Regions from separate parts of the Mus musculus genome. Here region 2 is linked to region 1. Evidence: chromatin loops called from intact Hi-C (ENCODE). Cell type or tissue: left cerebral cortex. All regions are shown on one strand. Region 1 overlaps Mapt (microtubule-associated protein tau). Region 2 has its middle 20 kb from the start of Kansl1.

Region 1 (5,000 bases):
GGTATTGGGCAGAAGGAAGGTAAGCCAGCAGGTGGTACCTTGTAGATTGGTTCTCTTGAAGGCTGCTCTTGACATCCCAGGGCACTGGCTTCTTCCTCCCTCCCCGCAAGGTGGGAGGTCCTGAGCGAGGTGTTTCCCTTCGCTCCCACAGGAAAAGCTGCTTTACTGAGTTCTCAAGTTTGGAACTACAGCCATGATTTGGCCACCATTACAGACCTGGGACTTTAGGGCTAACCAGATCTTTGTAAGGACTTGTGCCTCTTGGGGGACCTCTGCCTGTTCTCATGCTTGGCCCTCTGGCACTTCTGTAGTGGGAGGGATGGGGGGTGGTATTCTGGGATGTGGGTCCCAGGCCTCCCATCCCTCACACAGCCACTGTATCCCCTCTCTCTGTCCTATCATGCCCACGTCTGCCACGAGAGCTAGTCACTGCCGTCCGTACATCACGTCTCACTGTCCTGAGTGCCATGCCTCTCCCAGCCCCCATCCCTGGCCCCTGGGTAGATATGGGCAATATCTGCTCTACACTAGGGGTTGGAGTCCAGGGAAGGCAAAGATTTGGGCCTCAGTCTCTAGTCCTACGTTCCACGAATCCAACCAGTGTGCCTCCCACAAGGAACCTTACGACCTTGTTTGGTTCACTCCATTACTTCCTATCCTGGATGGGAACTGGTGTGTGCCTGCCTGGGGATGACCTTGGACCTCTGCCTTTTCTTTTATCTAAGTGGATGCCTCCTAGGCCTGACTCCTTGTGTTGAGCTGGAGGCAGCCAAGTCAGGTGCCAATGTCTTGGCATCAGTAAGAACAGTCAAGAGTCCCAGGGCAGGGCCACACTTCTCCCATCTTTCGCTTCCACCCCAGCTTGTGATCGCTAGCCTCCCAGAGCTCAGCTGCCATTAAGTCCCCATGCACGTAATCAGTCTCCACACCCCAGTTTGGGGAACATACCCCCTTGATTGAAGTGTTTTTTTCCTCCGGTCCCATGGAAACCATGCTGCCTGCCCTGCTGGAGCAGACGGCCACCTCCATAGATGCAGCCCTTTCTTTCCCGTCTTCGCCCTGTTACGTTGTAGTTGGATTTGTCTGTTTGTCTGGGTTCACCAGAGTGACTATGATAGTGAAAAGAAAAGAAAGAAAAAGAAAAAAAAAAAAAAAAAGAAAAAGAAAAAGGAAAAAAAAAAGGACGCATGTATCTTGAAATATTTGTCAAAAGGTTCTAGCCCACCACGTGATGGAGAGTCTGGATATCTCCTTCCTGACGTGGCTCCAGGCCAGTGCAGTGCTAACCTGCTGGGACATCCCATGTTTTGAAGGGTTTCTTCTGCATCTGGGACCTCACAGACACTGGATTGTGACATTGGAGGTCTGTGACATTGGAGGTCAATGGCATTGGCCAAGGCCTGAAGCACAGGACCAGCTAGAGGCAGCAGGCTCCGAGTGCCAGGGAGAGCTTGTGGCTGGCCTGTTTTGTATGAAGATGGTCCTTTCTGATCACGACTTCAAATCCCACAGTAGCCCTGAAAGACATCTAAGAACTCCTGCATCACAAGAGAAAAGGACACCAGTACCAGCAGGGAGAGCTGTGACCCTAGAAATTCCATGACGACCCAGTAGATATCCTTGGGCCCTCTCCAAGCCTGGGCCTTTTCACCATAGAGTTTGGGATGGACTGTCCCACTGATGAAGGGGACATCTTAGGAGACTCCCTTGGTTTCCAAGCTGTCAGCCCCCTGAACTTGCACGACCTCCTACAGCTTCAGGGACTAGGCCTTTGAAGATTAGGAACCTCAGGCCCACATCAGCCACTTCTGATGTACAGTTAAGGACAATGTGGAGACTAGGAGGAAGCAGCCAGCCTTTCCCATTAAAGAACTCTTGAGTGCCCAGGGCTACCTATTGTGAGCTTCCCCACTGATAAGACTTTAGCTGTCCATAGAAGTGAGTCCGAGGGAGGAAAAGTGTGGTTTCTTCATCATGGTTACCTGTCGTGGTTCTCTCTCTTACACCCATTTACCCATCCCGCAGTTCCTGTCCTTGAATGGGGGGTGGGGTGCTCTGCCTATCTCTTGTGGGGTGATCAGCCCAAAAATCATGATTTGGAGTGATCTGATCAGTGCTGATAGGCAGTTTACAAAGGGATTCTGGCTTGTGACTTCAGTGAGGACAATCCCCCAGGGCCCTTTCTTTCCATGCCTCTCCAACTCAGAGCCAATGTCTTTGGGTGGGCTAGATAGATAGGGCATACAATTGGCCTGGTTCCTCCAAGCTCTTAATTCACTTTATCAATAGTTCCATTTAAATTGACTTCAATGATAAGAGTGTATCCCATTTGAGATTGCTTGCGTTGTGGGGGAGGGGGAGGAGGAACACATTAAGATAATTCACATGGGCAAAGGGAGGTCTTGGAGTGTAGCCGTTAAGCCATCTTGTAACCCCATTCATGATTTTGACCACCTGCTAGAGAGAAGAGGTGCCAAGAGACTAGAACTTGGAGGCTTGGCTGTCCCACTAATAGGCTTTCGCAAGGCAGAGGTAGCCAGCTAGGTCCCTGCCTTCCCAGCCAGGTACAGCTCTCAGGTTTGTGGAGGTAATCTGTGAACTTCTCTTCCTGCTGCCTTCTTGTGATGTCCAGAGCCCACAGTCAAATACCTCCTAAGAACCCTGGCTTCCTTCCCTCTAATCCACTGGCACATGACTATCACCTCTGGATTGACCTCAGATCCATAGCCTACACACTGCTAGCAGTGGCCAAGATCACTTCCTTTATCTCCATCTGTTCTGTTCTCCAGGAAAGTAAGTGGGGATGAGGGTGGAGGTGGTAATCAACTGTAGATCTGTGGCTTTATGAGCCTTCAGACTTCTCTCTGGCTTCTTCTGGAAGGGTTACTATTGGCAGTATTGCAATCTCACCCTCCTGATGAACTGTAGCCTGTGCCGTTACTGTGCTGGGCATGATCTCCAGTGCTTGCAAGTCCCATGATTTCTTTGGTGATTTTGAGGGTGGGGGGAGGGACACAAATCAGCTTAGCTTAGCTTCCTGTCTGTGAATGTCCATATAGTGTATTGTGTTTTAACAAATGATCTACACTGACTGTTGCTGTAAAAGTGAATTTGGAAATAAAGTTATTACTCTGAATAAACAAAAATCTCTGTTCATGAGTTCCAAGTACAAGAAAACAATGGTTTACAAGTTCTTTCCCCCACTTAGAAAATTCAGAACAGGAAATGAAGGTAAATGCCAGACACTGGAGTGAGAGCTCTCTTGGTTCATTCTCACATTCCTCTGCTGGCATACTACCCTCCGACAAACAGTACTCTGTGCCTTGGCTTACAAGGCAGCATTCAAGAGCTCCTAAAGCCTGCGCCAGTTCATGCAAGCTGAAGAAGTTTGGCGTGGGCTTCATTTCTGGAACTTAAGTGTCGAGGACTGGGGCTGAAACAAACTCAAGCCAATCAGCTACAAACCCAGCACGCATACACAATTGCACTGCTGCCTTTGTGCCTTGGAATCTTACCACATAGAAATCAAGGAATATTTCTGCTGGAGATAGGACAGCTTCTTGCTCACAGTATTACAAAGGAAAAAAAAAAAAAAAAGACAACCCATAGTCTCTTGAGACAGGGTCTCTTCATGCAGCCCAGGCTGGTCTTGATCCTCCTGACTGCTGGGATTATAGAGGTGTACCATGCTGTTAATGAAGTGCAAGGTCCTCATGCATGCTTAGGCAACCCACCCTCAGGCCCAATTTCTTGTTGAATGCCATGGCATGTAGACAGAGTACCACTGCTGTGTGAGCCTATCCACTCTATGTTTGAGACATTATTTTCCTACACTTGTGCCATGTTATCTGGCCTCTTAGCTGCTTAGGGATTCTTGGGCCTCAGTTTCCCATCTCACATAGGAACACTGGGATCACGGATGCCTGGCTTTATGTTGGTTCTAGATTCAAATTCAGGGTCTGATCCTGCACTTCACTGAGCTGCCTCCCTTACTCCCCAGTTCTTTGGTAAATAGATCAAGGTCACGATCTTTAGATTCCCAATTTTAAAACATTTGTCTTCCTCAGTTCCCACCAATGCCTGGCCTCTGCAGACAGTTAATGCATATAGGAATTTCCTGCCTAAAGGCAGGAAAATGATCTAGGAAAGAACAGCTCTGAGCCTTGGAGAAGGTGCACCTGCTCACCAGCCCTGCATGTCAGAACTGGACCCTTACACTCTTTATAAGTAGCGGTAGTCTCTCCCAGATGATGTGCTTACTTACTTCCATTGATTGCAACACCTCAAAGAAGAAAAATCCCTATTGGCTAGAATTTGAAATTTTACCCTATTGACCTCTCAGAAGAAAGAGTCAATGCATCAACCATTTTCACTCAAGAACAGATAGTATTTTTCACCTTAGTGAACTGAACGACTGATCACATCACACACCCAGTGTTCCCACAACTGAGAGAGACCACCAGGGCTTAGCAATGCAGCCCCACAGAATGCTGGGGCTGCCATCTCTGTCAGACACACAGTCCAGTGTATCAAGAAAAGCCTGACAAAACTCTCTGTATCTTTTTTTATTATTATTTTTTTCATTTTTCCTTTCTTTTTTTTTTAAGCACTAGTCTGTGCTTTGCAAACAGAATCATGACATTAACAAAGATCAGCTTCTCTGAAGAAAAGCATTTCTATAGAACAAAGACAGCTACATGTTCGCTGCCATTACACAGCTCAAAGCAGGAAAAGAAAATATTTACAAAATACAAGTTTTTTTAAATTTTTGTCTTTTTTGGTTTTTTTGTTTTGTTTTTGTTTTTTACAATGCTAAAAGGGTTATTCAGAATTTTCAACCTTATAAATAGAAGAAGCACTTTATGCATAGGGATATGGTGCATTATTGTTGTTTAAAGAAACAATGACAAACCTTTTAACTTGCAAACAGAAAGAAAAAAAAAATCACTAATGTTGAAAATTGTGAAAAAACCCCAACCATTAAGCAGTCTGCCTACTAT
Region 2 (5,000 bases), 130 kb after region 1:
TTCATTAAACTGCTCTTCATAAGAGGGAACTTTAGTAACCACACAAAAAAATTTATACCAGGCCAGGCTTGGTGGCACACACCTTTAATCCCAGCACTTGGGAGGCAGAGGCAGGCGAATTACTGAGTTCAAGGCCAGCGGTCTACAAAGTGAGTTCCAGGACAGCCAGGGCTACACAGAGAAACCCTGGGGGGAAGGGGGGGGGCTTCCTTTTTCAAAGCAATGAATCTAAATCTCTTCACTTTAGGCAGACTCTTAAGATAATGGCTAAAAGCAGCCATTCTTTACCAAAATACCACAAAACAGTCTTTACATCACATACTGATCTTGGGCCAGATCTGCACAAATAAAATCATGGTCAGGCCTATCACAGCAATACTCCAGTCCCTGGTACCAACTTCTGTCTTAGTCAATGTTCTATTACTGTGAAGAAATATCATGACTAAGACAACTCTTATAAGGACAACATTTAATTGGGACTGGCTTATATGTTATCATCAAGGCAGTAGCATGGCACCATCCAGGCAGGCATGGTGCAGGAGGAGCTGAGAGTTCTACATTTTCATCTGAAGGCCAATAGTTCTCCTATCTTCTGGGCAGCTAGGATAAGCTTAAAGCCCATGCCCACAGTCACACACCTACTCCAACAAGGCTATACCACCTAATAGTGCCACTCCCTGGGCCAAGAATATACAAACCATCACATATGTATAAGAAATACATATTCTTCTATTTCATACTTAGAATCTTTTATGTAGCTGTAGAATTCTCAAGCTCTGGAATCCTGAAATTCTCAAGGCATTAAAAAAATCCTCAAAAAAGCAAACATGAAGATGAACAGCTGTAATCCCAGCACTTGGGGGAGGGGGGAGGGGACGGTGCCACAAGCAAAATCATCAAGCCCTACCTCGTTTATTCAGAGTTCTAGGCAGTCCAAGACCACATAGTATAAAATTGTCTCAAGAAAAAAAAAATCAAACAATATTCAAGAGATAGACGTCTCAGCAGTTAAGAAGTTGTGCTTATGCTTGCAGGGGATGCAGCATCCACACGGTACCCCACAACTATCTGTAACTCTAGTTTCTGAGGATCCAACACCTTCTGCTGACCTCTGGGGCACTCAGTATGGTGGTCATATACTTACAAGCAAGCAAAAGATTCATACTCAAGAAAAATAAACACACCTAAAATATTGCTTTAATCGTCAAAAAAAAAATTTTTTTTCAGCAAGGCCTGTTAGCTCATGCCTTCAATTTCAAGCACTCAGAAGGTAGAGACAGGTAGATTTCTGTGAGTTCCAGAATAGCCAAAGCTACGAAGTAAAACTGTATCTCTAATTAATTAATTAATTAATTAATTTCAGCAGGGAGTGGTAGAGCATGCCTTTAATCTCAGGACTTGGAAGGCAAACGCAAACACATCTCTGTGAGTTCAAGGCCAGTATGGTCAATATAGTGTGGAGGGATGGCTAATCAATCAGTTAACAGTGTTTGCTGCTTTTCCAAAGGACTAAAGTTCAGTTCTAAGCACCTTCTTCAAATGGCTTACCACCACCTATTCAATTTCAGCACAGTCAATGCCCTCTTCTGCTCTCCTTGGACACTGCACACATATGACATACATAAATAAAAATAAATCTTTAAAAGTAAATAAATATCCCTGTATTCAATTCACAGCACCAAAGGTCTACAACAATACAGTAGTTCTGCAGCCTGAGTGTTTTCACTACCCATGTATTCAAGACATTAAAAATACTTACTCTTGCCAGGTTGTAGTGGCACACACCTTTAGACCAGCACTGGGGAGGCAGAGACACACTAATTTGAGTTTAAGGCCAGCCTATGACAGTTCATTTGGCAATTTAATAAATGAAATCATTAACTTTGCATACCTTTGATTAGTTATCAAAATAAAAATGCTTTTCATGTGTTTATATTTTCTTTTTTGTGAACTTTCATTATGTTCTTTGTCAATAAAGCTTTTTTCTCTTGAGAAAAATCAATTGGGATAAAGCCACATAAGCAACTTTGGCTCCCCCTGCTGGTCAAATATAGCCATAATCAAGAGGTAGATAGACTGGACACAACTATTGCTACAAACAACATATACACAGATAAGGGAAAGCTGTTTCTAAACTTATACTTAACATGTTCTAGAAAAAAGAAGGGAAAAAAATCACTCCTTACTATGAAAGAACAAATTTAGCAGTTCCCTACTAAATACATTGATTGGCTGGTACATTTCAGGTCCACATTATTAATGTCTCTCTATTTTAATAATATGAAACCATTCTGGTTACCTTTTGAAATTGACTGAATTGTCATCAAAAGCAAGTATATAAGGAGAAGTTAAGATATAACTCAACGATGGAGTGTATGCCAGCATAGTAAGGTCATAGGTTCAATAGGGGAGAAAAATATAAAGGAGAGGGGTGGAGTGCTTCCCTAATACAAATTAGGTCCTTGGTTTGGTCCTCAACACCACAAGAATGTAACTATAACTACTGCCTACCCTCATTCCAAACCTGCTTACACTTATCAAACCAGACTCTGTTTATTTTCAAAGAGTAAGACTAAGACTGGCAAATAGATATAACAATTCTGCTTTTCCACTGATCCTTTCCTAAAGATGCAGATTTCATTGTGTTTTGGGAGACTGAAGTGAGAGGATCACCACAAATTAAGGGACCAGATGAGCTACAGCGTGAAATCAAGCCAACATTGGGCTACAGAGTAAGACTGTCTCAAAAACTATAAAGAGTTAAGTTCTAAGTCTGGCAATGTCCTTAGGCAATCCATTTTAAACACATTCCAAATACTAAATATAAGAAATGAAAATTTTAAAAATAAAAATAAGATAAGATAAAATAACAAGAAACAGCTTTTGATCCCAGAAAACTTAGGAGATTCACAAAGTGCAAGAGAAGCGAACTAGTGGCCACTCAATATTAGATGTCCTAGGCTTGAACACCCAGAGCAAGCACTACAGGCAACACACACACTGAGGACCAGAGGTCCACAGGATACATCCAGTGGTACTTTCTGTTGCTGTTAATATTATGGTGATAACTGTTACTAAGAAATAGAAGACAGGGCTGGTGAGATGGCTCAGTGGATAAAGAGCACTGACTGTTCTTCCAACCGTCCTGAGTTCAAATCCCAGCAACTACATGGTGGCTCACAACCACCCGTAATGAGATCTGACGCCCTCTTCTGGTGTCTGAAGACAGCTACAGTGTACTTATATATAACAATAAATAAACATCTAAAAAAAAAAAAAAAAGAAAGAAAGAAAGAAATAGAAGACAGCTAGAGAGATGGCTCAGTGGTTAAGAACAATTTTTGTTCTTCCAGAGATCCATTTAGTTAACACTCACTATGCACATCTCATAGAGCTCACTCCAGTTCTTCAAAGGACCTGATGCCGTCTTCTGGCCTCCATTCACACACAAGGCATACATTCACACAGACACACACAAACATTAAAGATAAAGGGAAGAGGAATAAATTGCCAGAAGATAGTAAAGGCCCTTTAAAAAAGATAACAGCCTGTTTGAAGGCCCAGAGGGCAGGTACAGAGTACACAAAGGAAGCTGTTGAAACAACTGGAGCCAGGCAATCAGAGCATCAGCACTTGGCTAAAGCAACCAAAGTGTACCTCAAAAGCTGAAAGCCACAGGGAAAAAAAGGACATAATCATTCATAAGATCTACATTTACAAGAAGCTTGGAAGATAGACGGTAAAGAGAATAATGAGGTGACTCAAATGTCATGCAGGCAAAAAGGTGATGCTCTGAACTCAGAAGGGAGAAATGAAAATGAGCAGGAAACCATTTATAAACAACGGTAGTAGGCTGAAAAGATGGCTCAGCAGGTAAAGGTGTCTGCTGCAAAGGCTGACATCCTGGGTTCAATCAAGGAGACCCACATGGTGGAAATAGAGAACTGACTGATCCCTAAAAGTTGTGCAGGTGCAATACATAATTATCAGCTTAAAAACGAGTAATTCAAACATAAGCCTGATGATGCTTTAAAAAAAAAAAAGTGATGGTTAAGATGGCACAAGAAACGCTCTGGAGGGCTTCCAAACCCCTGACCTGAGTGACTGAATGGATAATGGTACTATCATCAGGGTATGAAGATAGGAAGAGTTAGACTTGCAGAAGTAAGTACTGAGAACTAATACACTATACACTGATTTTTAAATTAGATACCTAATGGGAAATGTCAAAGAAGTAATTGTGATTGGAGATCAGAAAACTAGTCGGAGCTGGAAAACACACACTGGCAAATCATCAGCATACAGACAGTAAGTGATTTACAACTTACAACAGACTCTGAGTTCCCACACAGAATGAGAAAAAGAGGATCAAGGCAAGGCAGGTGACTTTTAGGAACAAAAGAAGGAAAACATCTACTAAGACAACTGTGAAAGACTATTGAGAAATTGCCCTGATAACAGGATCAGCCATCACATTATATACAGTACTGCATAACAGACATTCTTTTTGTTAGTTGGTTTTTTAATTTTTGAGACAAAACGTTGCTATGTTGCCCTGGCTGACCTGGAACTCACTACCTAGACCAGGCTGGTCTTGAATTCACAAAGACCTGTCTGCCCCTGCCTCTCAAATGTTAGTGTTAAAGATGTGTGCCACCACACCTAGCATAAGTTCTTAATTCTTGGACTTACAGTTCACTCCTAAAAAGAAACATCAATAAACTCAAATCACTGGCCAAGAATGCTAGTAATCTCACTGCTCAAGAGGCTAAGACTCATCACTATGAGTTCAAGATCAGCCTGGCCTACCTAGTGAGTTCCAAGCAGCCAAGGTTACATACCAGCAACCTAGAGGGGAGAGGGAGTGGGGGGAGGACCCTCAGGACTAGAATGTAGCTCAATTGGAAAGATGCTGCCTAGGGTGCAGGAGATGATGGGTTGGGCTCACTAGCACAACATTAATAACCAGGCATGGTGTGGTAGGTCATACCTATCTATAA

Evidence for each region. A loop is a pair of places that touch in the nucleus more often than their neighbours do. Peaks named below come from ENCODE experiments on the same cell type or tissue, not always from the same donor. Only the 100,000 strongest peaks of a DNase experiment are listed, where the experiment ranks them.
Region 2: a loop joins it to region 1, with 2.5 times the contacts of the local background. A loop is called at or near these places in 17 of 42 quality-filtered maps.

Annotation. Positions count from the first base shown.
Region 1 is chr11:104,328,951-104,333,950 of GRCm38, forward strand. Mapt (microtubule-associated protein tau) reads left to right here. Exons shown (of 12, transcript NM_001038609.2): 12 at 1-3,140. Kansl1 (KAT8 regulatory NSL complex subunit 1) reads right to left here. Exons shown (of 15, transcript NM_001372459.1): 15 at 4,551-5,000. Among named protein-coding and RNA genes, the nearest start is that of Mapt, 100 kb to the left of the region's middle. In left cerebral cortex, no CTCF peak of the experiment used is centred here; DNase peaks (open chromatin) are centred at 2,481, 2,730, 3,401 and 3,773; H3K27ac peaks cover 505 bases.
Region 2 is chr11:104,459,715-104,464,714 of GRCm38, forward strand. It overlaps a transcript of Kansl1 not described here. Among named protein-coding and RNA genes, the nearest start is that of Kansl1, 20 kb to the left of the region's middle. In left cerebral cortex, a CTCF peak has its summit at 2,036 (motif pointing left); a DNase peak (open chromatin) is centred at 2,038.